Regions from separate parts of the Mus musculus genome. Here regions 1, 2, 3, 4 and 5 are each linked to region 6. Evidence: chromatin loops called from intact Hi-C (ENCODE). Cell type or tissue: heart. All regions are shown on one strand. Region 1 holds the start of Apobr (apolipoprotein B receptor). Region 2 holds the start of Sh2b1 (SH2B adaptor protein 1). Region 3 has its middle 2.6 kb from the start of Nfatc2ip. Region 4 overlaps Aldoa (aldolase A, fructose-bisphosphate). Region 5 holds the start of Tufm (Tu translation elongation factor, mitochondrial). Region 6 holds the start of Slx1b (SLX1 structure-specific endonuclease subunit homolog B (S. cerevisiae)).

Region 1 (4,000 bases), 110 kb before region 6:
GGCAGGAGCATTTGTAACATCTGGAGACATTTTTGGCTGTCACTTTTGGTTGACAAGGGGCATGGGATGCTACTAAACATCTACAACATGCAGGACAGACTCACAACAGTCACCTGACCTCAAATGTCAACAGGGTACAATGACAAAACACACCACAAAATAAGGTCTTACCCAGCCAGTTATGTGAGTTCACCAACCTGGTACCCGTTGCTCTCTTTAAGATCCCTCCTGCCATGAGGATGTGGGAGACTAAGACCTTTAGCTCCCCAATCCCACCCAGAGCTACTCTAGGAGTTTTTCAGGGGTCCTCTGGCCCTGAGTGGGTTCTTAGTATTCCCCATGCGGACTGACCTATGGTAGTGGTACAGAGGGGCTCACTTACTGACCTATGGTGGTGGTGAAGAGGGGCTTACTTACATGGCTCTGGTTTCCAGACGCCTGCTCCTGCTTGAGGATGTCATGGGCAGCGCTCAGCATCACCACATATGAGAAATTGTTGCAAAGACCCAAGATCCTAGAAATGAGGACACATCTTCACTGTCTGGCTTTCTATCCACTTACAGTCCTTAAAGATACACCTTTTTTTTTTCCTTCTCCACTATCAAAACAGGCCTTGAGATTAGACCAGCTCATGGCCAAGTGCCAAGTCCTCCTAAGCACTATTTCTCCCACGCTTACACTAAGATTCTGATCCCTGGGCATTTCTCATCAACGGAAACACTGTGGTACAATGCAAATATCTAGCGTATTCCTGTGCAAAACGGAGACAAATTTTCACCTGCTGATCTCAAGGGAACCAAAATAATAGCAGGGCATATTGTTCTTATTTTCATCTCCCAGAGCTGTGCTCAGAACTTGGCAAAAGCAAATTGGCTGGAGACAGAGCTCACTTGTACAACAGTGCGTGAGCCCGGGAAGGACCTGCTTTTAATACCCTGCACTGCAAACAGAAACAATGGGTGTTCTGGGCATTGTGCTACAGTAGGGCCTGTAACTGCAGCACCTGGAAGGCAAAAGCAGGATTAGAAAGGTCAAAGTAAGCCCTTACTGCTTGTAGGGTTTAAAGACCTTTCCAAAAAAAAGAAGAAAAAGAAGAGGAAGAGGAGGAGGAGGAAGAGGAAGAAAGAAAGAAAGAAAGAAAGGAAGGAAGAGGAAAAAAAACAAAGTTAGCTGGAGGAAAACATTTAATAAATAACTCTACAGATACTAAGATCTGATCAATAGGTGAAGGTGGGAATTTAATGGAACTTGGAAAGTTCACAGTTGATTAAGTATCTGTGTATTCAACTGCTTTTCACAACTTGGCTCTCATCTTTGCTCCAATCGCACTTTACTTTGTTTGTTTGTTTGTTTGTTTGTTTTTCGAGACAGGGTTTCTCTGTGTAGCCCTGGCTGTCCTGGAACTCACTCTGTAGACCAGGCTGGCCTCGAACTCAGAAATCCGCCTGCCTCTGCCTCCCAAATGCTGGGATTAAAGGCGTGTGCCACCACGCCCAGCTGGCATTTTACTTTTGCACAACTCTCAGACCACTTACCAGAAACCCACTGCATTCTTCCAAAGGACACTCCGACTATCCAACCGAGGGGCCTGGGGCTCTGAGTCGGTCTCCTCCCCTGGGAGGTAGAGAAAGCATGACCCCCCACTCACTCGGGTACACGAAGGCCCCGCCTATCCCGCATGGTGTTGAGGGGGCAGGGCCAGCATCCCAACTCCTCGGGAGAGCCGCGGGCAGAGGTGGTCATTCCCAAGGCAACCGATGAGAGCACTCACTCTCAGAATCCTCAAGGCGCCTCCACGAGCCCGCAGAACTTCCCATAACATTGAGTTCGGGTCCCCCAAAGGGCCCAAAGTCAGCGTGTGTTCCGAGCTAGCTTCAAGAAAACAGATTAAAGTCTGGGACAGGTGGGTGCGAAGGATCAATGCCCCGCGGTCAGTCCCAGGTTCCGCTGTCTGCTATACACGACATGTCCGTCGAAGGATCCCCAGATCTCCAGCTCGTGTTCACCCACGCCCCACCCGCCTGACCCCGCCCCCTGCCCCTCTAAAGCAAAGCCCCCGCCCCCAGGCCTGTACCTTTAAGAGCAGCTGAACTCTCCGCAAGGTAGACGAGCAGGTTGGGGGTCACGTGACAGTACCCGTGAGCCTTCCATCACGTGCTTGAGGGTTGCTTCTTACTTCCGGGTCCTTTTTTCTCTTTTTCGCCTTTGGACTTCTCAAACTTCGGAGAATAAAAGAAGGAGAGTTCGAGAGAACGCTGGAAGCACTGATTTTGAATTGGAGTCGAAGGGAGCCACAAGTAGAGCCATGAAAAGCGGCGCTCTAGACGCCGACCAAATCTGCCAGTACTAGTCATGGCGCGGAAGGCTTCAGCTTCTTTCCTGCAGCTCTTACTTGCCTGAAACAATTATGGCTACTTTGCTGCGGATGTCCCACTACCCCACCCAACGTCCCAAGGACAAGTTCTGCTTGAGCGCAAAGGCGACCAGCCTCAAGTGTTATCTGTTGTCCTTACAGACCTATTGTAAAGACCTATAATAAGCATCTGGGAAGTAGCTGAGAGTAGATCGATTAAAAATAAACACCCACAAAACAGCATTCTATGAATTATCTGTGGCAATATTCACGATGTTACGGTTAAATCCCCTTTGCCTTACTATCCTAGAACAACAAATACCACGAAAGTTGTCCAACCCCTGGTTTTACAAGAGAAAACCAAGGTCCCTCCGCCCCACTGTGCAACAGAGGCTAGACTTTTAGCTGACTTCAGAGACTCAGCAGTAAGAAATAGAGCAAAGGTGCTAAGTTCACTGAGAAAGCTGCTATGGGTGTTTTTCCTGGTCTGTGATGTCAGCCGTTTGTCCTAATTGGAAGTTAGGAGAATGAGGCTGAGAGGATAGTTGGAATGTGTCACCTCACAGTTCCAAATAAGGAGTCCTTCCCTTACCTTCCACTCGATGGCAGGGCAGCATCTTGACCATTCTTCATCAAGCCTATTCCTCTGCTATGGATTCCAGCAGCCTCTGCCCACTTCTCCCGGGTCTTTTCAACCACCTGTCATTAAGATTTGCCGTTTGAAATATGCCCTCCTGTGGTGTTCTTCCTAGATCACTCAAACAGTGAGAAAAAGGATCCTCCTACCCAAACGAGTCTCTAGAAATTCTGCAGCCTCTGTCCTTAAGGAACTCACAGTAAGCTGTGAGGACACATGACCACAGTACAAGAATAACCATAGGTGAGGGTGTGGGCATTGAGCACCAATCCAGACCTTTCATCCCCAGAAAAATCTTAATGGCGTTGAAAATGGGAACCCAGAACTTCCAGTGGCCTTATCCTCACTTCTACAGCTTCTCCCCCAAATAAATCAGGAACCACAAACCCTAGCTTCCTCTCACTGAAGGCTGTGGCTTGGAGGAGGCGGAAATGGCTGAGGTGCGAATACAAGACCTGAGTCACTCAGGCTGCACTTGCCGAATGCCCCCTCCCCCATACCCAATTCTGAGGTCTCCTGTTTCCACTTTTTTTTTCCCTTTCCCCTTTCTGGCCCGATCCTCTGCCCTTTAGTTCCAGATGTGCACCCGAGTCTGAGTCACCTGGACACTGTTAAGCCATCCCCCTGCCTGTCATGAAGTCATCCATGAGCAGGGGGGAGGTGCACAGGGCCTGGGGTGGAGATTTGTCAGGGAGAGTCAGGGGAAGAGGAAGTGTCTTGGGTGCTGGGGAGGACTTCGTGGGTGGGGACGGATGGTCATTGTGAGCTTTCTGGACACACAGAGACCTGCAGGATGGATTTTCTCCGGCTTCGTCTCCCTGGGCTACATCAGGCTTTGAGGGGAGCACTGGTGAGAGGGGCAGAGAGATACCCGAAACTTCCACCATTCCTCGTAGTCTCACCTTTCCTCTCCCTTACAGCCTCTCCTGAAGCCTGAGCTCCCTTTCCTACAGTCAGCCAGACTCCTAGCCCAGTCCTTCCTGGGTTTCAATCTCCTGCCTCTACAAGTG
Region 2 (4,000 bases), 220 kb before region 6:
TGCTGGACCAGCCTCGACCACAGCTCCCACTGCTCTGTTCTCAGGGGACCAAAGGGTGCAGGGATTACACCCTTTAAAGACCTTGCATCATAGGTCCAATGAGTGGAAGTTGGACTGAAGGCTCAGTTGTCTTCGAAGCTGATCCTATAACCCAGCACTTAAGCCCTGTGGGAAGACTTGGATTGGCTGAAGGCCAATCTCTGGGTTGCCCCTACAGTCTAGGGCTGAGTGATAGCAGCGCTAGAGAAAAAGAGATGGTGTGTTGGGTCAGGACAAGTCTTTACTAGCCACAGAAGTAAGGCATCGCACGGAGCCGGGGCTCAGGAATTTTCACTCCCTGGGGAGTGTACCTGTGAGTTTTGGACTCAAGCCCCAGCTCAGTCCACCTGTTAGCTGTGTGAACCTAGCTTTTGTCTCTGTAAAACACAGTTACTAACCGCTACCTGCTACAGTTGTCAGGAGAAATGAAATGACAAGGAACATGTCTATGCTTTCCACAGTAAGCACACAAGACATCACTGCCACTGTAACTATTTTTTATGGGGGAGGACAGTATGATGGGTCCCATTTGCGCTCCAGAAAGGAAGCGCTTCTGCGGGTGCCCCAACTCTTACATCACAGCTAGAAAGTGACAGAGCTCCATATGTAATTTACAACCGGTGGCTCTTTGGTGAGTGGTCCTGCCCTATGATCGACTGAAAGGAGACACCTCTGGACGGCTCAGGAAAGTCTACCCAAACTATCAGTGATGCCAGCCTCTTCATCAAGCCTACAACCAAGCTGCAAGTCAGAGACCCCCCCCCCCTCCCCTTCCTCCTTGGCCTTTCCTACATACTCCGATGGCTCCAACCACAGGGACAACTCCAAACCAGGGAGAAGCAGCCAGGAGATGCGGGAGTCACAGAGCACAGGGGAATCGGGGCCAAGAGGCGCAGGCACGGCAGAGACAGTCCCCAGCCAGAGGCTACCTCGGCTCACACAGGCCCACCCAGCCCTCAGCACTACTGGCCGACCCAGCCCCCTTCAGGCCCGCTGACCCTGCGGTTCCTGGACTGGTGACTCAGTTTCTCTTCTGCCAAGACGGCTCAGTCACAGTTTTCCGGTGCACCTGCCTCTTGGCTTAGTTCTGACATTCCAGAAGGGCGGGTGGTGGAGGGTGCAGGCTGCGCTCCAGGTTCGGACCCTCCGGGCCCCGTGGTTAATCACTCGGACCCGATCCTAGTCGTTGGACACCCTCCACAAGCCCCTGGGCCGGAGCCTCCGAGGGACCAACTATCTGCTGCCCTCTCGGGAGCCGAGCACCCCTCCAGCCCCGAGCCCCCACGCCCACCCCCGCCCAGGCTTCTCAGACGACAGGGTCGAGTCCGGAGAGGAAAGAGGCACTTGAAGAGGGGGGTTCCGGTTCCGGTCCCACCTGCATCTCGGTCCCCGCGCTTAGCTCCGGCGGCGGCAGCGGCGGCGGCGGCGACGGCCGCAGCTCCCGCTCCCTGTGCCCCCCGCCTCCGCGACGGGCTCCCAGCACGCGCTTCTGCGCAGGCGCTGGGACGGGTTCCCCGACGCGGAAGGAAGCGACCATAGAGAAGAGCAGTAAGAAGGAGGGCACCTTCGTATTCACTTCCGCCATCGTTCTCGGCGCCGAGGTTTTCAGGAGCTACGCCAACACAGGTCTCACTAAGCTCCCGTGGCTTCGGCAGTTGTACCTAAAAGGAACCACTGAGGCAGCTGTGGGAAGGCGTTGGGTCCGTCATCCGAAGCAAATTCTAGACAAAGGCGAGAAGTTAACCATAGAGAAGCCACTTGAGCGGAGAGAGTAGCCGCCCACTAAAAGAAATCAGCGAGATGATAAAGCTCTTTGAAGAGCTGGCTGCAGCCTAGAGCGCCTGGCCCTGCATCGAGGGGTACACGGACACCGCCCCCAGGGATCTGGCGAGCGATGTAGCGGTGACCTTGGGAGGCCGAGTGGAGTGGGCGGAGCCTGAACTTAACGACCTTGGTCTTTTAGGGGAAAGGGACAAGGTGGTCCTGGAGGGCTCTACCTTAGACGGGAACTAAAGTTGGGACAGCAATAGTGAGGTCAGTTTTGGACATGCTTGCGGGTCATCAGTAGGTACATAGAGATAGAGCTTGAAGTTCAAGAGAGGCTTCAGGGCAAGTTAGAGGGATGACGAAGTAAGGTACAAAGTGCTGTTGAGACCTTGCGCACAAATACCTTCTAGCAACCCAAGCTCGCATTGATCCAGCGTCACTACAGCTGAAGTAATTGAAAAGGCCAGAGTAGATTGGGATCATTGACAGGGCCCAAAAGATTATGTCTATAGCTTGTCATCTGTGATTGTACTCTACTCGTGCGGTCGGTCGCTTTCACCCACAGAGGGGCTCTAGTCTTCTTGGTGTGGCAAGATGGTTTTCCATAGATTCAAATTTAAATCCTAATAGTTAAGCAACTCAGTGTAAGGAGTATCACTCTTTCTAAGATCATCAATAAAATTTTCAGAATTAGGCTAGTGAGATGCCTTTTCAGTAAAAGTGCTTGTGTTTTCTATGCAAACCTGATTAGCCAGAATTCCCTCCCCATAACCCACTGTGGAAAGAGAAAGGATGTTGGAAAGTTGGCTTCTGACTTAGAACATGGCACACACACCACACATGTGTGATACCCCCCCCCCATCACATACACATAAACAAAGTGGTAATAAAATGTAAATAAGTCACACTGCTGGAAAGAGAGCTAAGTGATTAAAAGACTAGCAGCTCTTGCAGAGGCCCCGCAACCACATGGTGGTTCAGAACTGACTATAACTCCAGCTCCAGGGGATCTGATGCCTTATGACCTCAACAGGGACACGTACATACACGCAGGCAGGCAAAACGCACATATAAGATAAAATAATATTAATTTTGGAAAATTTAAGCCAGGCAGTAAGGAGCAATGCCTTTAATCCCAGCACTTTGGAGGCTGAGGCAGGTGGATATCTGAGTTCTAAGCCAGCCTGGTATATACAGCAAGTTCTAGGATGGCCAGGGATAAACAATGAAAACCATGTCTCAAAATTTAAAAAAAAAAAAATTAAAAATCTCCAAAGCCAACTAGCTGACTAGATCAAGTGCTATCCTGGAACCCAGAGGCAAGTGACCCAGAAGATGGATATAGATAAAGAACTTGTTGCACATAACGAACGTTTGTCTAGAGGTGCCATCTTGCCCCCATGGAGTTAGAAAATCTTAGAAAAAAACAGACAAGTTCTGGTGTACTCAGTCTTTTGTTTTTAAAAGATTTTTTAAAAATTATGTTCCATATCTGTGTGGTTTATCTGTATATAAATGGCCCACTGCAAGAGTACCATGTGCTCCTAACTACTGAACTCTCTCTCCAGACCTGTGGCTTAGCCAGTCTTAAATCACCCAGGCTGTATCACAGCACTAGGCACCAGCTCAGGATTAACTTTGTCAGGTCTTCATTGCCAGGATTATCTACCTTTGTTACCATTTTAAAGGAAGAGGCAAATGTAGAGATCCCTTTCCTGTGACTGTTTCCCACACCCTCCCTCTAGCGAACCTAGTCATCAACTAGCATAGACAGAGTTCAAGAACACAAAAGGGGGCTGGTGAGATGGCTCAGTGGGTAAGAGCACCCGACTGTTCTTCCAAAGGTCCGGAGTTCAAATCCCAGCAACCACATGGTGGCTCACAACCATCTGTAACAAGATCTGACGCCCTCTTCTGGAGTGTCTGAAGACAGCTACAGTGTACTTACATATAATAAATAAATAAATCTAAAAAAAAATAGGATTTGAAAAAAAATTAAAGTTACAAGTGATAGTCTCTATAAAAAAAAAAAAGAAAGGTACACACACACACAAAAAAAAAAGAACACAAAAGGGCAAATGGCTATTGATAAGTTTGGGTATGTTCTGTCTAAACTGTCCGGCCTTTTGGAAGTGGGGCAGGGTCAGTGTTGAGGATCAAACCCAGGGCCGGGAACGTGCTAGATATTTTGCTG
Region 3 (4,000 bases), 300 kb before region 6:
GAATGCTTCTCGGTTTACAGCGGGGTTACTCTTGATAAAGGCCTTGCTGCCGCTTATCTGCACAATGTACTACAGAGCACCAGGGTTCATGCTCGTGATTGTAGACTGACTGGGAGCTAGCTGCGCTTTCCAGCAACATGCTATGCACACTTAGCTCGTTTGGGAAACAATACAACTTCAAAACTCAGAAAGGTCTGAATTCTGAGAGGTCTTTGATGGTTTAATGTTTGTCTGCTGGTCAATACCCTGCTGGCATTCACTCATGCATGTGGAAATTAACTGAAAAAAATGTAAGTACTGTCAGTACCATGGTTGTGCATATGCTAATCCTTCTAATGTCTTAATAAACCCCTTGCCTTTTCACAACTCAGCAATTCAAGGTAGAGTCTTCTCTTTGAAATGCAGACATCACTGGGCAGTGGTGGCACAAGACTTTAATCAAGCACTTGGGAGGCAGAGGCAGGCAAATCTCTGTGAGTTCAAGGCCAGTTTGGTCTACAGAGTGAGTTCCAGGACAGCCAGCACTGCACAGAAAAAGCCGGTCTCAACCGACCCCCCCCCCTAAAAAAATCAAACTGGGGAAACCAGATCCAAGAACTTATCAGGTAGGCCAGACCAAGAGTATGACTTCCTCATAAGGAGCCCATAAAGTGATGGATGCCTGCCACTGAGATGGTATGCCTCCACAATATCCTGTCGCCTGATACCCGATGACTAAATCATAGACTGATAAGCAGAGGGTTCTCTGACTTTCTCTGGAGCTTAGCTTGCCTCAGTTTCCCACTGTTGCCTGGCCTGCTCAGCTGCCTACCCCTACCCCTGCTCTCCTGACCCAACCTGGACTTAAAGCCACCATTTCCTGCTTTTGAATCCTGGTTCCAGCAGCTCCCTCCTGTCACTGGCCTGATTAGTTATCAATGCAGACTCCATCAGTTCACTTCTGAGACCTTTTGAACTCTAATGTAGCCCTTTCTGTTTATTCTGTAAATCTTATATATGCAGGGAGATATAATTTGCTGTCTGTTGTGTCATGTGAGAGTTAATATTAGTAATTATGATTGGGATAAAAGAACATGCATTCACCTTGGCCAGATCACTAAAATAGGTGGATCGTGTGTGACAAATTGCTGCCATTAAGACCACTGACATTTGTGAATTTATTGTTAGTAGATTCTGTTACTGAAAAGACACAAACGGGCTGGAGGGATGGCTCAGCAGTTAAGATCTCTGACTGCTCTTCCAGAGGTTCAATTCCCAGCAGCCACATGGTGACTCACAATCCTCTGTAATGGGATCTGACACCCTCTTCTGTCATGCATGCATACATGCAGATAGAGCACTCATTAACATAAAATAAATAAGTATTTTTTTTAAGGGGGAAGGAGGACTGGGGTCACAGCTGAGTGGGCACTTGTCAGCTTGACTGGGTCTGGAATCAAATGCAAGCCTCGGGGAGCTGTGTAGGCTCTTTTGGATCAGATTATTTGAAGTGGGAAGAGCATCTCAAATAAAAGGATGTGAGAGAAGAAGCCCTGGTTTTTTGTTTGTTTGTTTGTTTGTTTGTTTGTTTGTTTTTGTCTGTTGCAAACACTCTGCTGGCAAGCTCATCCTCTCTGCTCCTGCTGCATTGCTGCTGTGATAACATAGCCGTTACCTGGGCTTCTGGGGTACAGTGAGGACACCAGATTGGGACAGCCGAGACATCGAGCTTCACGGACTGAGCAGCCACTGTTGGGTTACCCAGACCGTATCTCGGGAGCCAAACAAGTTAGTCTCACATATATACTCTGAAACCTTTTGAGAACATAGTATTCTCCCCTGCAGCCTTGGCAATAGACTCGTCCTATTAATAATTTTTCTCTGCAGAAGCCTCACTAATACACTGGCATGCATGAAGCCTTGGGTTTAACCTCCAGCCCCGTACAATAAATAACTAGTCAACAAGATGCCTCAGTGGGTGAAGGAACTTGCTGCAGAGCCCTTGTCATGAGCACGGAAAGAACAGCCAGTGTTTTTACCTGCTGAACTATCTCAGCATCTCTCCATCCCTCCTCCCTCTCTGCTCCTTTTTATTTACACAAGAGACTGACTGTACAGCTCTGTTGTGCCAGGGAAATGTTTGTGATCCCCAAAAAACCAGACAGGAGCTGATCTGATGCAACTCACAGCAGGGTCTTTATTCTAGCCAGCTTGCCCCCCCCCCAACACACCACCATGCAGGATTGTTTTGGGAGGGGCAGAGCCCCAAATGTCTATCAGGGCACCTCTTGCACTACACAACAGTGATAACCCCTTGCGCACCTGCTCCAATTGACTCTACCCTGGCAGGATCAAAGACATGCAGCCACCAGCAGGGGCCGCTATTTTCCTGTGGTCTACCAAAGAAAGGCAAGGTCTTCCATCTCAACTAAGCTAAGGTAAAGCAAATGCCCTAATGCAGACCAAAATATGCCCGCCCTGCAGTATGTATTTTGCGATGACAGTTTAGAGAAATGCAGACCTGGATGTAGCTCTGAAAAATCGTCCTCTGCAGAAGAAATACTCATTAGGACTGTTAACAATAAGGCCAGTTTTTTTTCCCAAATGGTGCTATTTTTCTAAGGAAATTAAATAATTTTAAACTCACTCGTTAAAGTTATACAATGCAAACAAAGACAAAAATATATTGAAACTCATGCATTTCTGTAGCATTAATATTTACTTTTTAAGACTCAACTAAAAGCATCAACACAACCTGTCAAGTTCTTTGACACCCTCCCCCCCAGCCCGTGTAATCAATTACAGTATACAAGGTCAGTAATTCACATTTTAAACACACAGTTCAACATTGCTGGACTGTTTTGGAAATATTTGGTCAAATGTATGTTAATTTGGCTGTAATGGCATTTAAAGCAAACAAACAAACAAACAAACAAAGCTGTGAAAATGGCCTTGGAGCATTATCTTTAGTTACTGGAAGAGTTTCTAGTTTTTTTTTTTAAATACAGTTTATGTTAAAATAATCTTTATTAATCTAGAGGAGACAATCAATGTCTGTGGAAGAATGGACTTTTTTGGATTTTCTTTTTTTAATGGTCATTGTGAGTGATTGCTCTTTCTTTTACTTAGTTTCACATTCTTCCTTTGTTCTAAATCTTAGACTGACATTTAGCTTTGACAATCATAGTATGTTTTATTTCCTGAGGGGGAATAACTTATAATGCTGTTTAGTTTTGTACTATTGGTGTGTTGGTGAATTTTTAAACTGTGTGCTAACTGTAATAAATTATATGAACTGAGAAAAAAAAAAACAATAAGGCCAGGTTGTGCTGGCCTGTAATCCCAGCACAAGGGAGATCAAGCAGAAGAGTCATGAGTTCAAGACCAACTTGGGCTAAATTACAGGACTATGTCAAGATGAAGGTGGGGTGGAGAAGGGGGAAGGAATGAAGGAAATAAGGAATGACAGACAAGAAATATAAAGAGTAAACAGGAGATGTGAAACAAAAGCATTTACTTGAGACCTCACATGGTTTGCCTCTACTTCCCAAGTCCTTCAGACGGCTCTTGTAGAGGTTGTATTTTATGCTGGGTTGGATTTATTTATTGCTGGCTTGGATTTCCAGCAGCCACGTAGAGGCTCACAACACTTGTACCTTCAATTCCAGGGGATCCGATGCTCTCTTCCTGCCTCCGCAGGCACTGCATGCATGTGGCGCACAGATACACACGCAGGCAAAACACCAATGCATTTAAGATAAAAATAAATAATTTTTGTTTTGTTTTTAGGATTTATCTATTTATTTTATGTAGATGAGTACACTGTAGTTGTCTTCAGACACACCAGAAGAGGGCATGTGATCCCATTGCATATGGTTGTGAGTCACCGTGTGGTTACTGGAATTGAACTCAGGACCTCTGGAAGAGCAAGGGGTCAGTGCTCTTAACCACTGAGCCATCTCTCCAGACCTAAATAGATGCTTTTCACAAGGACAACTTTCCTCTATGCCTGAGAGCTTGG
Region 4 (4,000 bases), 100 kb after region 6:
CTCTATCCACAGCCTGCGCATAGCTTTGACTATTGGCCAATACATGGGAATATTAGGACAGTGGAGACTATGCTTTGATACTCCTAGTAAGACAATTCTACGCAGATCACTGAAAACGAAAGTGTCAAAGAAAAAGATGCTTGGGAAGGAAAACAGAAAGCACAGGAAGGGCAGAGAAGGCAGGAAACAGGAAATGCTTAAGATCTAAGTCGTCCCCAGTTATACTTAGAGTCTCTAGCACTATAAATTACTAGAGGTATGATGGGGCTGGAGAGAGAACTCAGCAGTTTAGCACCCACATGGTGGCTCACAACCATGAGTAACCATGCAAGGACTCTGCTACTGAGTTATAGTCCGAAGCCCTCACTCCTTAAGGTTTCTTATCTTGCCAGAAGCTAGCACTTGATACACTCCTTTTGGCCTCCAAAGGCAGATACACTGTATCCATTCATTTAGGCAGAATTTTTTTTTTTCAAGACAGGGTTTCTCTGTATAGCCCTGGCTGTCCTGGAACTCACTTTGTAGTGAGTTCCAGGTTGGCCTCCTGCCTGCCTCTGCCTCCTGAGTGCTGGGATTAAAGGTGTGCACTAGCACACCGACTACACTCAATATAATGTGGCAAGAATACAGATGGCCCATGGTTTGATGTGCTTCTTATTCTATCACCAGGGAACATCAGCAGCTCTGAGGCTCCATTCTCAACCTGGAACCCAAGAGTTCTGCAGTTGAGCTGTATACCTATGTCACTGCAGGAGAGGATTCTGCGTTCTCCAAAAGGCTCCATAGTCCCCAAAAACGCATAAATGTGTTAGCCCTGATACAATCCTTGCCAAGTATTCATTAAGCCCTTGGTTGGCTTAAACTGAATATTAATTAGGTAAAAGTTACCTTCAATTAGATGTAGGCAAAGAACATCCCATAATACTATGCCTTTCTCAAAGCTCTGGTCAAAAAAACCCTTCCTTTTACTGTCCAAGAAGAAGAAACCCAAAGTAAGGCTCTTTCCTCAGGCCCTCCCCTATACCCTACAAGACATGAACAACAGACTCCCCCTTAAATAGTTGTTTATTGGCAGTGGGCTGGAAGGGATGGCAGATTTAGCATTCACAGACAACACCGCACACGAGGGCAGCAGCAAGAGTGATGGGAAAGAGCCTGAAGACCCCTCTTCAATAGCAAGTGGGTAGGCAGGGGCCTGGAGTGTTGATGGAGCAGCCTTAGTTCAGCTCTGGTTAGTAGGCATGGTTAGAGATGAAGAGAGATTCACTGGCTGCGGCTCCAGACTGGCCACTTGGGGTATACTTTCCTTGACAAGCGAGGCTGTTGGCCTAAAAGGGAAGAGGAATCAGAGGAATTCTCTTCTTGAGTCCCTCCCCACCCCGCCCAGGCACCTGTTCACACTTCCACGCCTGCCTGCCTGCCTTACCAGGGCGCGCTTGATGTACTCCTCCTGGGCTGCCTTCAGGTTCTCCTTCTTCCCACCCCAGGCCTTTAGAGCAGAGGCCTGCAGGGCTCGACCATAGGAGAAAGTCAAGGCCCATGGCTTCAGCAGGGGGCACTTGTTGATAGCATTGAGGTTGATGGATGCCTCTTCCTCACTCTGCCCTCCAGACAGGAAAGTGACCCCTGGAGAACAAGCACAGAAGGAAAGGGACCTGCATTAGAGATGCGGAGCAGGAAAAGCCATGAGGCGTCACCCTGGACAAAGTCAAATGTGATGGTGCATCCACCTCACCAGGCCAAGATGAGGGAGTGGGCCTCACCAGTGACAGCAGGGGGCACTGTGCGACGAAGTGCTGTGACCGTTGCCATGGCAATCTCCTCATTGGAAAATTTCTGGGTGCAAGCATGGCCAGGGGTGACCATGTTGGGCTTCAGCAATGTGCCTTCCAGATAGACATGGTGGTCGCTCAGAGCCTTGTAGACAGCCGCCAGGACCTGGAACACAGCAGGGAAAGGTGGAAAACAGGGATTACCTCAGCGGGGCCCAGCCCACCACATTATCCTAACCAAGCAGATGGGCAACCTACCTTCTCAGTAACATACTGGCAGCGCTTCAAGTCATGGTCCCCATCAGGGAGAATTTCAGGCTCCACAATGGGTACAATGCCATTCTGTGGGAGGGACAGGGTAATGAGGCAAGGCCTCCTGACTAGGAGCCTCCTCACCATTAACTTGATGACAGAGACCCAGGCTTCAAAGGCCTCAGCAGATTACAGGGGACAAGCAATCCTATCAATCTGCCTGTACACCTGTTGCCACCTCTACATTGCAGAGGGCCTCCACTCAAGAGCCTGACGCACAGCGGGTATTGAGAGCAGCTGCTCTGAGGGAGGCAGATATCCTGGCAGATAGACAGAAAGCTAGCCCACACTGCATCAATGTGTTAGGAAGTAGTCCAATCCCACCTGCTGGCAGATGCTGGCATAACGGGCCAGAACATTGGCATTTTCCATGATGGCCAGGGCCGAGGGAGTATGTTCCCCAATCTTTAGCACACAGCGCCACTTGGCAAAGTCGGCTCCATCCTTCTTATACTGGGCACAGCGTTCAGACAGCCCATCCAGCCCTGAAGGGGAAGAATAAAGAGAAGGCTTTTGATCAGACTCACTCTGGAACTCTGATGAGCTGGTGGAGAAGGGAAGGAGGCAGGCAGATCATTCTTACCCTGGGTAGTTGTCTCGCCATTGGTTCCTGCCAGGGGCACCACACCCTTATCTACCTGCCAGGGAGGAGACCAGCAGTCAGCTTTATGGCCCCTGTCTCCTCTACCCAGCCCAAACTTCACCTTTCACTGTAGCCTCTCATGGCTTGCAAATATTTATGAGAAAAGATGTGTATTATTTGAGAGAAATGTTAACTGGACTAGAGGGACCTGGTGCTACTGCACACTGAGAAAACCTTTTCACTTCTTCACCATGAAATCACCTTCTTGTATCACAGGGAAACCATTAAGTTGGCAACAGAGCGCTTGCCTAACATGCACAAGGACCTAAGTTCACCCCAAACACTGACAAAAAATTATGCTGAATACATCCACACCTGAGTCTCTAGGCCTGCTAGCCCAATATTCACCCCCTCCCTACCTATTAATCCCTTTCTCCAGATCCACCTCTAATCTTACCCCCCCCCCAGAGTCTGCCCTCTTACCTTAATGCCCACAACACCACCCTTGGACTTGATAACTTGGGGGAAGGGACGTCCATCATCTGCCTTCTGGTACAGTGTCTCGTGGAAGAGGATCACCCCCCCAATGCAGGGATTCACACGGTCGTCTGCAGTCAGCAGCAGCTGGCGGTAGAAGCGCCTGTTCTCCTCGGTGTTCTCGGTGCCAATGGACTGCAGGCGCTTGGCAATGCTTCCTGAAGGGAGGAGGGTCATGTGGGGAGATAAGGGGATCAGCCTGCTAGCTCCAACCTTGGGTCCCTCCTCCCCCTTTCTTCTGCCTGTACCGCACCGGTGGACTCATCTGCAGCCAGGATGCCCTTGCCCGGAGCCACAATGCGGTGAGCGATGTCAGACAGCTCCTTCTTCTGCTCCGGGGTCAGTGCTGGGTATGGGTGGGGCATGGTGCCGGTGGCAGTGCTTTCCTGGGTGAGGGAGGCAGACAGAGACCAGCGCTTAGTTGGACCATCCCATGGTCTCCCCGGTAACAAAGCTTCCCTGGAGGCCAGGGCACTAGCCCCCACCTCCCCTGCCCCACTCCCTGAGGGTCCTGGGATACTTCCTGTCCCAGAGCTCTCCCCTACTCCCGACTTCCCTATACTAGACCTGCCTCTTCCTGTACCTTTCCTAACTCTGTCTGTTGCTGGGTGTTGCCCAGCTCAGAGTGGGGTTGCTCACTGGCAACTGGGGGAAAGGAAAAAGCCAGAGCCAGGGACAGGCGGGTCATGTTGAAGCTGGACCCATCTGGCCTGCGCGTTGCCATGGGTCACCTTGCCTAGAAACAAAATTGAACCGGGAATATTTTAGAATTTAAGGATCACGAATAGGGCAGAGA
Region 5 (4,000 bases), 210 kb before region 6:
GGCTTCTCAGGATGACCAAGATATCTGAGCCTACTTCCCTGTCCTAGTCCAAAGTCAAAGTCTTGCCTGAAGCCCACTTCTTTGTTCTAGCCCCCAATCAGATTCCTGCCAAGTTTCTAGAAGCAGCCCCAAAAGCTCTCCACAATTGGCCCAGCACCAAATTGCTCTAAGTCTATAGCAAAATCAATGCAAACCCAGGTCTAGAGTTCTATTTAGTATTAAAGCTGCAGATATAAGACTCAGGCAATCTGAGACACTGACAAACCAGACTCTGTTTTGTGTGTTCCTTCCTTGCATCTTTTTTAGTTGTTTGGGTTTTTGTTTTGTTTTGTTTTTCAAAAGAGGGTTTCTCTGTGTAGCCCTGGCTGTCCTGGAACTCACTCTGTAGACCAGGCTGGCCTCGAACTCAGAAATCCGCCTGCCTCTGCCTCCCAAGTGCTGGGATTAAAGGCGTGCGCCATGACTACCCAGTTTCCTTGGAATTTTTTTGAGGCAGGGTCTCATATTCTAAACTGGTCTTTGCTTTACAAGATATGGAGGATGGGCTGGAGAGATGGCTCAGAGGTTAAGAGCACTGACTGCTCTTCCAGAGGTCCTGAGTTCAATTCCAGCAACCACATGGTGGCTCATAACCATCTGTAATGGAATCCAATGCACTCTTCTGGTGTGTGTCTGAAGACAGCTACAGTGGACTCATATAAATAAAAATAGATAAATTAAAAAAAAAACCCAAGAGGTGGAGGATGACCTTGAACCTTGACCCCGAGTGCTGGGATTCCATGCTGCCCCCACGCTGGGTTTAAACCTAGTCCTGGAAGTGTCTAGCCTCTGTACAGTCTTATCTAGGCCTAGTGCCTTCAACCTCTGAGGCTTACTTACTGATGAATAAACTCACCTCTTCATAGCTCTCTCTGAAGTCTGGCTGGCTAGTTCAACTTAACAGTTCTGGCTCAGACTCCTCATCAAGCTGACTGATTCACTCTGGCTTTTCTCAGTTTCTCCTGAATTGTTCTGCTTGGCCTCAAACTAACACTCTGGCAATCTGTTCTGGACTTCTGGCTCCTTCTCACTCTCTGGCTCCTTCTGTCTTCACTGTGTCTAGCTTGGTCTCTTTCTACAACCTGCTCCCTGTAAAACTGCCTCATTTCTTCTCTCCCCCCCCTTTTTTTTTTTGGTTTTGGTTTTTGGTTTTTTTCGAGGCAGGGTTTCTCTGTGTAGCCCTGGCTGTCCTGGAACTCACTTTGTAGACCAGGGTGGCCTCGAACTCAGAAATCCTCCTGCCTCTGCCTCCCAAGTGCTAGGATTAAAAAGGCCTGTGCCACCACTGCCCAGCCTGGATTCGTTAGATAAAAAAAAAAAAAAAAAAATCACAAAGACTGAGGGGAGTCTAGCACAAGATTCCAGTAACACTCTATTGTCCTTTATCTTTACCTTTTCAGAGTTTCAATCTGTGCTCAGGCCTTAGGACTGGACTTCCTGCTGCAGTGTCTTAAGTGCTGGGGTCACAAGTGTGTACCTGTATCTCCTTCCACTTGATTTTTAGAAGAGATGTGATGTAGCTTGCTTGTGCCTAGACATCTCTCTAGGGATGGAATGAGGGAATCTACAGCATTTGGAAAAGATACTGTCAATTAAGCTGATAGGGTAAATTTCAGAAAGAAAGACAGAGTTAAGAAGCTTCTATTATTTGTGAGAGTTGAAGAAGCTGTGCGAAAAGATGAATGTGACAGTTAAAAGTCATTACTATACTTACACTTATTCATTAGGGGGCTGGAGAGATGGCTCTGTGGTTTAGAGCACTGACTGCTCTCCCAAAGGTCCTGAGTTCAAATCCCAGCAACCACATGGTGGCTCACAACCATCCGTAATGAGATCTGATGTCCTCTTCTGGTGTGTCTGAAGACAGCTACAGTGTACTTACATAGAATAAATAAATCTTAAAAAAAAACAAAAACAAAAACCACTTATTCATTAGGGAACAAACATTTGCTGGGTATACAAAAGATTCAACTAACAGTAAAAAAAAAACTTCCTTTAATCCCAGCACTGAGACAGGAGATTTCTCTAGAGCTGGAAGACCAGCCTGGTCTACATAGGCCAGCCAAGGAGACCCTGTCTCGGAAGGTAGTGGGGAAGAAGGAAGAAAAAGGAAAGAAAACTGCTTGTCAAGCGTCCAAAGGACTATTGGGGGAGGAGGGTTTGACTTCAAAATGTTAGAAAGCACAGGATCCCTGCAAGAGATATGGGGGCAGTTATTTAATGGCCAAGGACTGGAACTCCCGGGACTCCATCCCTGACTCTCGTTAATTTTGCCTCTTACAGGCTGGGAGATCTTCTCTCTGGACCGAACCCAGGCGAAGCTAAAGCCTGTCACAAACTGACCCAAGCCCGCTGCCCTGGAAACCACAACACCCATAAGCCTTCGGGGGCGCTCGTGCATTATGGGGCGCTCCGCATTTTCCTCCTAAAGCGGCCCCCTCAGGCTGAACTGTGGAAATTCCCCATCGTCCCCCGCGAGACACCAGAAACCCCCTCTTCCGCTCCATGCCCGGATATCAGTGGCCGTGGCCATAGAAACTGTCTGCTAGAGGCTCCTAAACTCGCTGTCCGGACCCTCATTTCCGCCGGAAGTGATCTGCAGTCCCAAGTGCCCGTCCTTCCCTGCACGCGCGGGCCCCGGGTGCCTAGTTCCCGGTCCCGGTCACCGAGTACTACCACAATGGCGGCAGCCACTCTATTGCGAGCGACGCCCCGCTTCAGCGGTGAGGGGGCGGGTTGGACGCAGGCAGCCCGGAGTTGCGAGGGGCGCGGAGGGTAGCTGGGTTCGGATCCCTGACTCCCAAGTGCCTTTCCCCGCAGGTCTCTGCGCCAGCCCGACCCCATTTCTGCAAGGTCGGCTGCGGCCGCTGAAGGCTCCCGCATCACCCTTCTTGTGTCGCGGCCTAGCTGTGGAGGCCAAGAAGACTTATGTACGCGACAAGCCCCATGTGAATGTGGGTACCATCGGACATGTGGACCATGGCAAGACCACCCTGACTGCAGCCATCACGAAAAGTGAGTAGGGTTGGGTTGGGTTGGAGGCGTCGGGCAATGTCCTGTCAGCTGGAAGAGTCAGAACTAGAGCGTAGGGTGGGTGTCTTGTAGTCCGCTGAACTTTAGCATGGCTCCAAGAGACACTTGGGACGAAGGCTGGTGGGAAGATGCAGGAGACAGGTTTCCCTGTACAGGAAGAGCTCTGTGAGGCATAAAATGAAAACTGTGAATGGTTTCCATCCAGTGTAGAGTGGTCTGTAAAGAGATGCTGTCAGCGAAGAATTGGAAGCGTCTGTGATGAGCACACACCTTAGGAAATTCTCTCACTGTCTTACAAAGTTATCTTTCCTAGAATTACATTTGAGATTTCCTAGAATTGAGATTTAACAGAGATTTATCCTTCCAGATTGTTTCTGTATGAGGGGTTCAGGCGTGTGCCCCGAGCCTTGTCTGTAGCTCTGACCCTGAGTTGAGAGGTGTGTTCTCTTCCTCCGGTAGTTCTAGCCGAGGGAGGTGGAGCTAAGTTCAAGAAGTACGAGGAGATAGACAATGCCCCAGAGGAGCGAGCTCGGGGCATCACCATCAATGCAGCCCATGTGGAGTATAGCACTGCTGCCCGACACTATGCCCACACAGACTGTCCTGGTCATGCAGATTATGTTAAGGTGAGGGTTGCTGGGGACAGCCAGCACCTGCTTCCGTTCAGTGGAGGTGTGAGGGGGGGAGGTTATAAAATAGTGGCGGTGTTTGAATATAAGAACAAGGATTTGTGGCTGTGGGTGGTGAAGACATGGCAGAGAGATGGAGATCTTCACAGCTACTTCTCATTAGAGGATGCATGTTGAAGAGGTCCCTGAACTAAGCTGACCTTCTTCCTCTTCCACCCAGAATATGATCACAGGCACTGCCCCCCTGGATGGCTGTATCCTGGTGGTGGCAGCTAATGATGGCCCCATGCCCCAGACCC
Region 6 (4,000 bases):
GGGGTCTGGCGCCCTCTTCTGACCTCTACAAGTACTGCTGAGCTCAGTGCACTTAGGATTTAGTTAAAACACACACACCACATAAAAATAAAAGGTTCCTAAAAATCTGCATCTTGTATATGTCCCATTTTCTTCACCCACTCATCTGTTGATGGCACTGTGCTGGCTAGTTTTATGTCAACTTGACACAAGAGGGAACCTCAATCGAGAAAATTCTTCCATAAGATCAGGCTCTACACACACACACACACACACACACACACACACACACACACACACACACACATGCAAGCCTGTAGAACATTTTCCTGATTAACAACTGATGTGGGAGGGCTCAGCCATTGTGAGTGGTGCAGCCCCTGAGTTGGTGGCCTTGGGTCCCACCGCCTCTGCATCAGCTCTTGTTTGAGTTCCTGTCCTGACTTCCTCCAACGATGAACGTGAAGTGGAAACATAGAGGAATTTTAATCCAGCAACATGGCTGCTCTGGTAAGGAATCACATCCAAAGGCCCAGGTCTATATGATGGGGCTGGAATGCCAACACGGCCTGGACTACAGTATGATTTGCTGGAACGCAGACACGCCCTTTCATCCCTACAGTGAAGGTAAGGTGAGTTTGTAGACGCAGCCATGTTTGAAAATGACATCTAATTAAAGGGCAGATGTCCAACCTACATGAAAACAACACAGGAAAGAGAAGCTACTTAAGAGCAGAGAGAGGGGGCTGGTGAGATGGCTCAGTGGGTAAGAGCACCCGACTGCTCTTCCAGAGGTCCTGAGTTCAAATCCCAGAAACCACATGGTGGCTCACAACCATCTGTAATGGGATCTGATGCCCTCTTCTGGTGTGTCTGAAGATACAACAGTGTACTCATATACATTAAATAAAAAAATAATTCTTAAAAAAAAAAAAAGCAGAGAGAAGGGAGGGCTGTATGTGTATGGAAGTTTGGTCAGGGAAGTTTTACAGAGACAGGTTGTAGAGAGAACAAGCTAGACACCGGTGAAGACAAAAGGAGCCAGAGAATGAGAAGGAGCCAGAAGATTAGAACAGATTGTCAAGGCTAGTATGAGGCCAAGCAGAGCAATTCAGTCAAAAGCTGAGAGAAGCCGGATTGAATCAGCCATCTTGGAAGAATAGATTGTACAGAGGTTAGAAGCTTCCAGGGGTAGGCCTAGGGATAGTTAGAACAGAGAAAGAAACGCTCTGGCTCAGCCCAAGCCATATATTCACACAGCTTGGGTACGGCTCTCCTCTCACCCCTTCATCTGAGGAGATGAAAGCACATTCACATGGAAGTGTAAGCCAAATAAACGCGTTCCTCCCCAGTACGCTTTCGGTCCTGGTGACTCATCACAACAATAGTAACAATAGTAACAATAGTAACCCTAGGGGGCTGCAGAGATGGCTCAGAGGTTGAGAGCACTGACTGCTCTTCCAGAGGTCATGAGTTCAACTCCCAGCCACCACGTGCTGGCCCACAACCATCTGCGATGCATACAATTCCCTCTTCTGGCGTGTCTAAAGGCAGCTACACTGTACTCATATACATAAAATGAATAAATAGATCTTTAAATCTTTATTTTAAAAAATAGTAACCCTAAGATAAGGACCTAGGTTAATTGCATAGCATAGCTTTTGTATCTGATTTTTTTTTTTCTTAAATCCATTTATGTGCATGAATGTTTGGTACGTATGTGCAGAGATTAGAAGAGGGCGTCTGATACCCTGGTAGTGGAGTTACAAAGCAGCCCTAAACTTGTGCACTCGTAATCCAATTAAGCATCACAAATTTTAATCCAGCCATCGCAGAGTGTTGATATACATAAGGTGCCACCTCGCTGCTACGCTTGCTCTGGTGGCAGGCCAGGGACTCAGCACCGCCCCAGATCTAAAAAAAAAAAAAAAAAAAAAACCGGTCCCGCCTCTGTCACTCCTTTGCCCTAGCGGCCCGCCTCCTACGCGGAGCCTTCCGACCAGACACCCGCGCCTTCTTACCAGGGTCCTCGCCCGCTGGTCCGCCATGCTCCACCTTTCTTGCGACCCGCGTTGTGTTGCCGGACCCGACGAGCAGGATTGACAGTGAATCCAACGTAAACGCGGCCCCGATGCCGAGGGTTCTGGCAGTAGAGCAAGTAGACACCGAAGAAGCGCCCGGGTCTTGCTGCATGGTCCATCCGGACTTTCTGGGTTGAAGGGCCAGAGTTGGGGGTGGTTTCTGGGACCTCGGACCTCGGAAAGGGCTGGGTAGCCAGGACTGCAAAACCTTGGTTTAGGAAAAAGCACGGGAGAATGGTCCTGCAAACTCCTGGAAAGCCGGCAGAGCGACTTGCTGCGCCGCCTGCTGGCAGGAGGAGGGTGTGCAAGCGGAACCGCAGGACTGGCTGCCCTCCAGTCCGGCTCGGATTGGCTAACTGTTGGGAGGAAACCTCCCAAGTGCTGGGAATTCAAGGGAGCCAGGAGGCGGAAGTGCTGCCTTCGAAGCCGCCCTAGGAAGGGCGGAAGTGAGCGGCGTGGAGGAAGTGGCTGCAGTGAGGGCGGAAAGCGAGGTGGCGGGACCCGAGGCGAGGTTCTTTGCACGCTGGGCTGTAGCCCCGCCGGGCTGTGGTTATGGAACTCAGCGCCGATTACCTCCGCGAGAAGCTGCGGCAGGACCTGGAGGCAGAGCATGTGGTGAGTGCGATGCTGAGAGGTCGCGGGCGGTGGGGAAGGACTCCTGGGCGCGTGTTCCATCGTCCGGGTCTTCTGCCCGCTAGGAGGTGGAGGACACGACTCTGAACCGTTGCGCGACCAGCTTCCGAGTCCTGGTGGTGTCGGCTAAGTTCGAGGGAAAGCCACTGCTCCAGAGACACCGGTGAGCCCCGGGAGCCAGCCTCTCACCCAGCCAAGCCTCAGGCTCCGGATGGCAGCCCGGGCATCCGCTCGCCATGGGTGGGACCAACTCATTCCCAAAGCCCGGAGATGTGACCCATAGCCCCGAGGGTGCTCCTGCCTTTGTGATTGGATTCCTGTCCTCTCCTTGAATCCCCACTTCTTGGAGACGTCTCCGATCTCCTTGGTCACCCTAGCTTCGGAGCCCATCACTCCAGCTGAGGCCGCTCATTTCCCATTCCCTTCTCTCGCTCCAGGCTGGTGAACGAGTGCTTAGCCGAAGAGCTCCCGCACATCCATGCCTTTGAGCAGAAAACTCTGACCCCAGAGCAGTGGACCCGACAGCGGCGTGAATGAGGGGCCTAGGCCTGAACAGTCATTAAAATTTAAACCTGGCCCAGCTGGTCTCAGTGTGCTGTTTGAAGACCCTGAGGCCAAGTCACGGATGTGGCTTTTCCCTGACTCTCCTCCAGCCATTGTTTCAGCAAATTTGGATGGATTTCTTTCCTGAGCCCTCTAGGTCCCAACTTAAACAATGAAGATTCGGTTCTTAAGTCTGCCAAGGCTTTACTGTCAAACCCTGTGGTCTGTACTGTCACCAAGGTCAGACCTCAAAAAGCAGGGTGTTCCTGCTCTGTCAGCCCTCAGAAACCCTGAGCATTCTCCCAGGTTCCCTCACTCCAGGTTCCTGGAAGTAGCAGAGACAAGATACAGAATTTCTGTCAGTCTCTTCACAGGCGTACACACTCAGGAGGAGGGATGGACACAATGCACGCTGATGTTCAGTTCAGCTCTCCCACAGCTAGTTCCTCTCCACTGTGGATCTTTGCTTTGGTTTTGTCTTTCAGACAGGTCCCCATATGTTTCCCAGGCTGCTTGTAAATTCATGAGCTTAGGGGATCCTTTGGCCTTAGTCTTCCATGCAGCTATGGCTACAGACGTCCAGCACAATGCCCAGTCCTTCCCATATTGTCAAGGCTTGTCTCAGCCACCCAGTTTCCTGTCTCCATCTTCTCTTGATTTCATCACAGAGGTTGGTCAAGCTGGGATCATAGTAGTCAGTGTTCATGTCTTCCCTGTCCCTGGCATCATTTCCTGAACATTTTCAGTTCCTCTGGAGAACTAGT

What was found. A loop is a pair of places that touch in the nucleus more often than their neighbours do. Peaks named below come from ENCODE experiments on the same cell type or tissue, not always from the same donor. Only the 100,000 strongest peaks of a DNase experiment are listed, where the experiment ranks them.
Region 1: it touches region 6 in a loop (7-fold over the local background); 22 of 42 quality-filtered maps call a loop at or near these places.
Region 2: it touches region 6 in a loop (3-fold over the local background); 6 of 42 quality-filtered maps call a loop at or near these places.
Region 3: a loop joins it to region 6, with 2.9 times the contacts of the local background. A loop is called at or near these places in 3 of 42 quality-filtered maps.
Region 4: a loop joins it to region 6, with 3 times the contacts of the local background. A loop is called at or near these places in 10 of 42 quality-filtered maps.
Region 5: it touches region 6 in a loop (4-fold over the local background); 6 of 42 quality-filtered maps call a loop at or near these places.

Annotation. Positions count from the first base shown.
Region 1 is chr7:126,581,229-126,585,228 of GRCm38, forward strand. It overlaps Cln3 (ceroid lipofuscinosis, neuronal 3, juvenile (Batten, Spielmeyer-Vogt disease)), which reads right to left. Exons shown (of 18, transcript NM_001146311.2): 2 at 2,946-3,052; 3 at 2,075-2,219; 4 at 1,772-1,868; 5 at 1,536-1,614; 6 at 418-514. The coding sequence starts at 1,817. Apobr (apolipoprotein B receptor) reads left to right here and starts at 3,780. Exons shown (of 4, transcript NM_138310.1): 1 at 3,780-3,840. The coding sequence starts at 3,784. In heart, no CTCF peak of the experiment used is centred here; DNase peaks (open chromatin) are centred at 1,703, 2,123 and 3,673; H3K4me3 peaks cover 1,751 bases; H3K27ac peaks cover 1,747 bases; H3K27me3 peaks cover 733 bases.
Region 2 is chr7:126,473,582-126,477,581 of GRCm38, forward strand. Sh2b1 (SH2B adaptor protein 1) reads right to left here and starts at 1,549. Exons shown (of 9, transcript NM_001289541.1): 1 at 1,415-1,549. In heart, a CTCF peak has its summit at 1,909; DNase peaks (open chromatin) are centred at 1,550 and 1,880; H3K4me3 peaks cover 2,710 bases; H3K27ac peaks cover 2,936 bases.
Region 3 is chr7:126,397,377-126,401,376 of GRCm38, forward strand. No RefSeq gene overlaps it. Among named protein-coding and RNA genes, the nearest start is that of Nfatc2ip, 2.6 kb to the left of the region's middle. In heart, a CTCF peak has its summit at 2,354 (motif pointing right); a DNase peak (open chromatin) is centred at 2,355; H3K4me3 peaks cover 190 bases; H3K27ac peaks cover 161 bases.
Region 4 is chr7:126,794,187-126,798,186 of GRCm38, forward strand. It overlaps Aldoa (aldolase A, fructose-bisphosphate), which reads right to left. Exons shown (of 9, transcript NM_007438.4): 2 at 3,458-3,590; 3 at 3,151-3,362; 4 at 2,668-2,722; 5 at 2,409-2,569; 6 at 2,031-2,114; 7 at 1,764-1,938; 8 at 1,427-1,626; 9 at 1,048-1,328. The coding sequence starts at 3,569. The coding sequence ends at 1,233. Among named protein-coding and RNA genes, the nearest start is that of Aldoa, 3.1 kb to the right of the region's middle. In heart, CTCF peaks have their summits at 1,760 (motif pointing right) and 2,423 (motif pointing left); DNase peaks (open chromatin) are centred at 1,945, 2,495 and 3,485; H3K4me3 peaks cover 2,132 bases; H3K27ac peaks cover 1,680 bases.
Region 5 is chr7:126,484,729-126,488,728 of GRCm38, forward strand. It overlaps Tufm (Tu translation elongation factor, mitochondrial), which reads left to right and starts at 2,627. Exons shown (of 10, transcript NM_172745.3): 1 at 2,627-2,762; 2 at 2,860-3,054; 3 at 3,532-3,698; 4 at 3,922-4,000. The coding sequence starts at 2,720. Gm46001 (a long non-coding RNA gene) reads right to left here and starts at 1,786. Exons shown (of 3, transcript XR_001778288.1): 1 at 1,754-1,786; 2 at 1,432-1,603. In heart, a CTCF peak has its summit at 2,434; a DNase peak (open chromatin) is centred at 2,533; H3K4me3 peaks cover 2,020 bases; H3K27ac peaks cover 1,516 bases.
Region 6 is chr7:126,693,425-126,697,424 of GRCm38, forward strand. It overlaps Slx1b (SLX1 structure-specific endonuclease subunit homolog B (S. cerevisiae)), which reads right to left and starts at 2,359. Exons shown (of 6, transcript NM_029420.4): 1 at 2,001-2,359. The coding sequence starts at 2,179. It overlaps Bola2 (bolA-like 2 (E. coli)), which reads left to right and starts at 2,576. Exons shown (of 3, transcript NM_175103.3): 1 at 2,576-2,675; 2 at 2,759-2,856; 3 at 3,131-3,269. The coding sequence starts at 2,613. The coding sequence ends at 3,230. In heart, CTCF peaks have their summits at 24 (motif pointing left), 752 and 2,347 (motif pointing left); DNase peaks (open chromatin) are centred at 27, 1,367, 2,027, 2,467 and 1 weaker place; H3K4me3 peaks cover 2,772 bases; H3K27ac peaks cover 2,109 bases.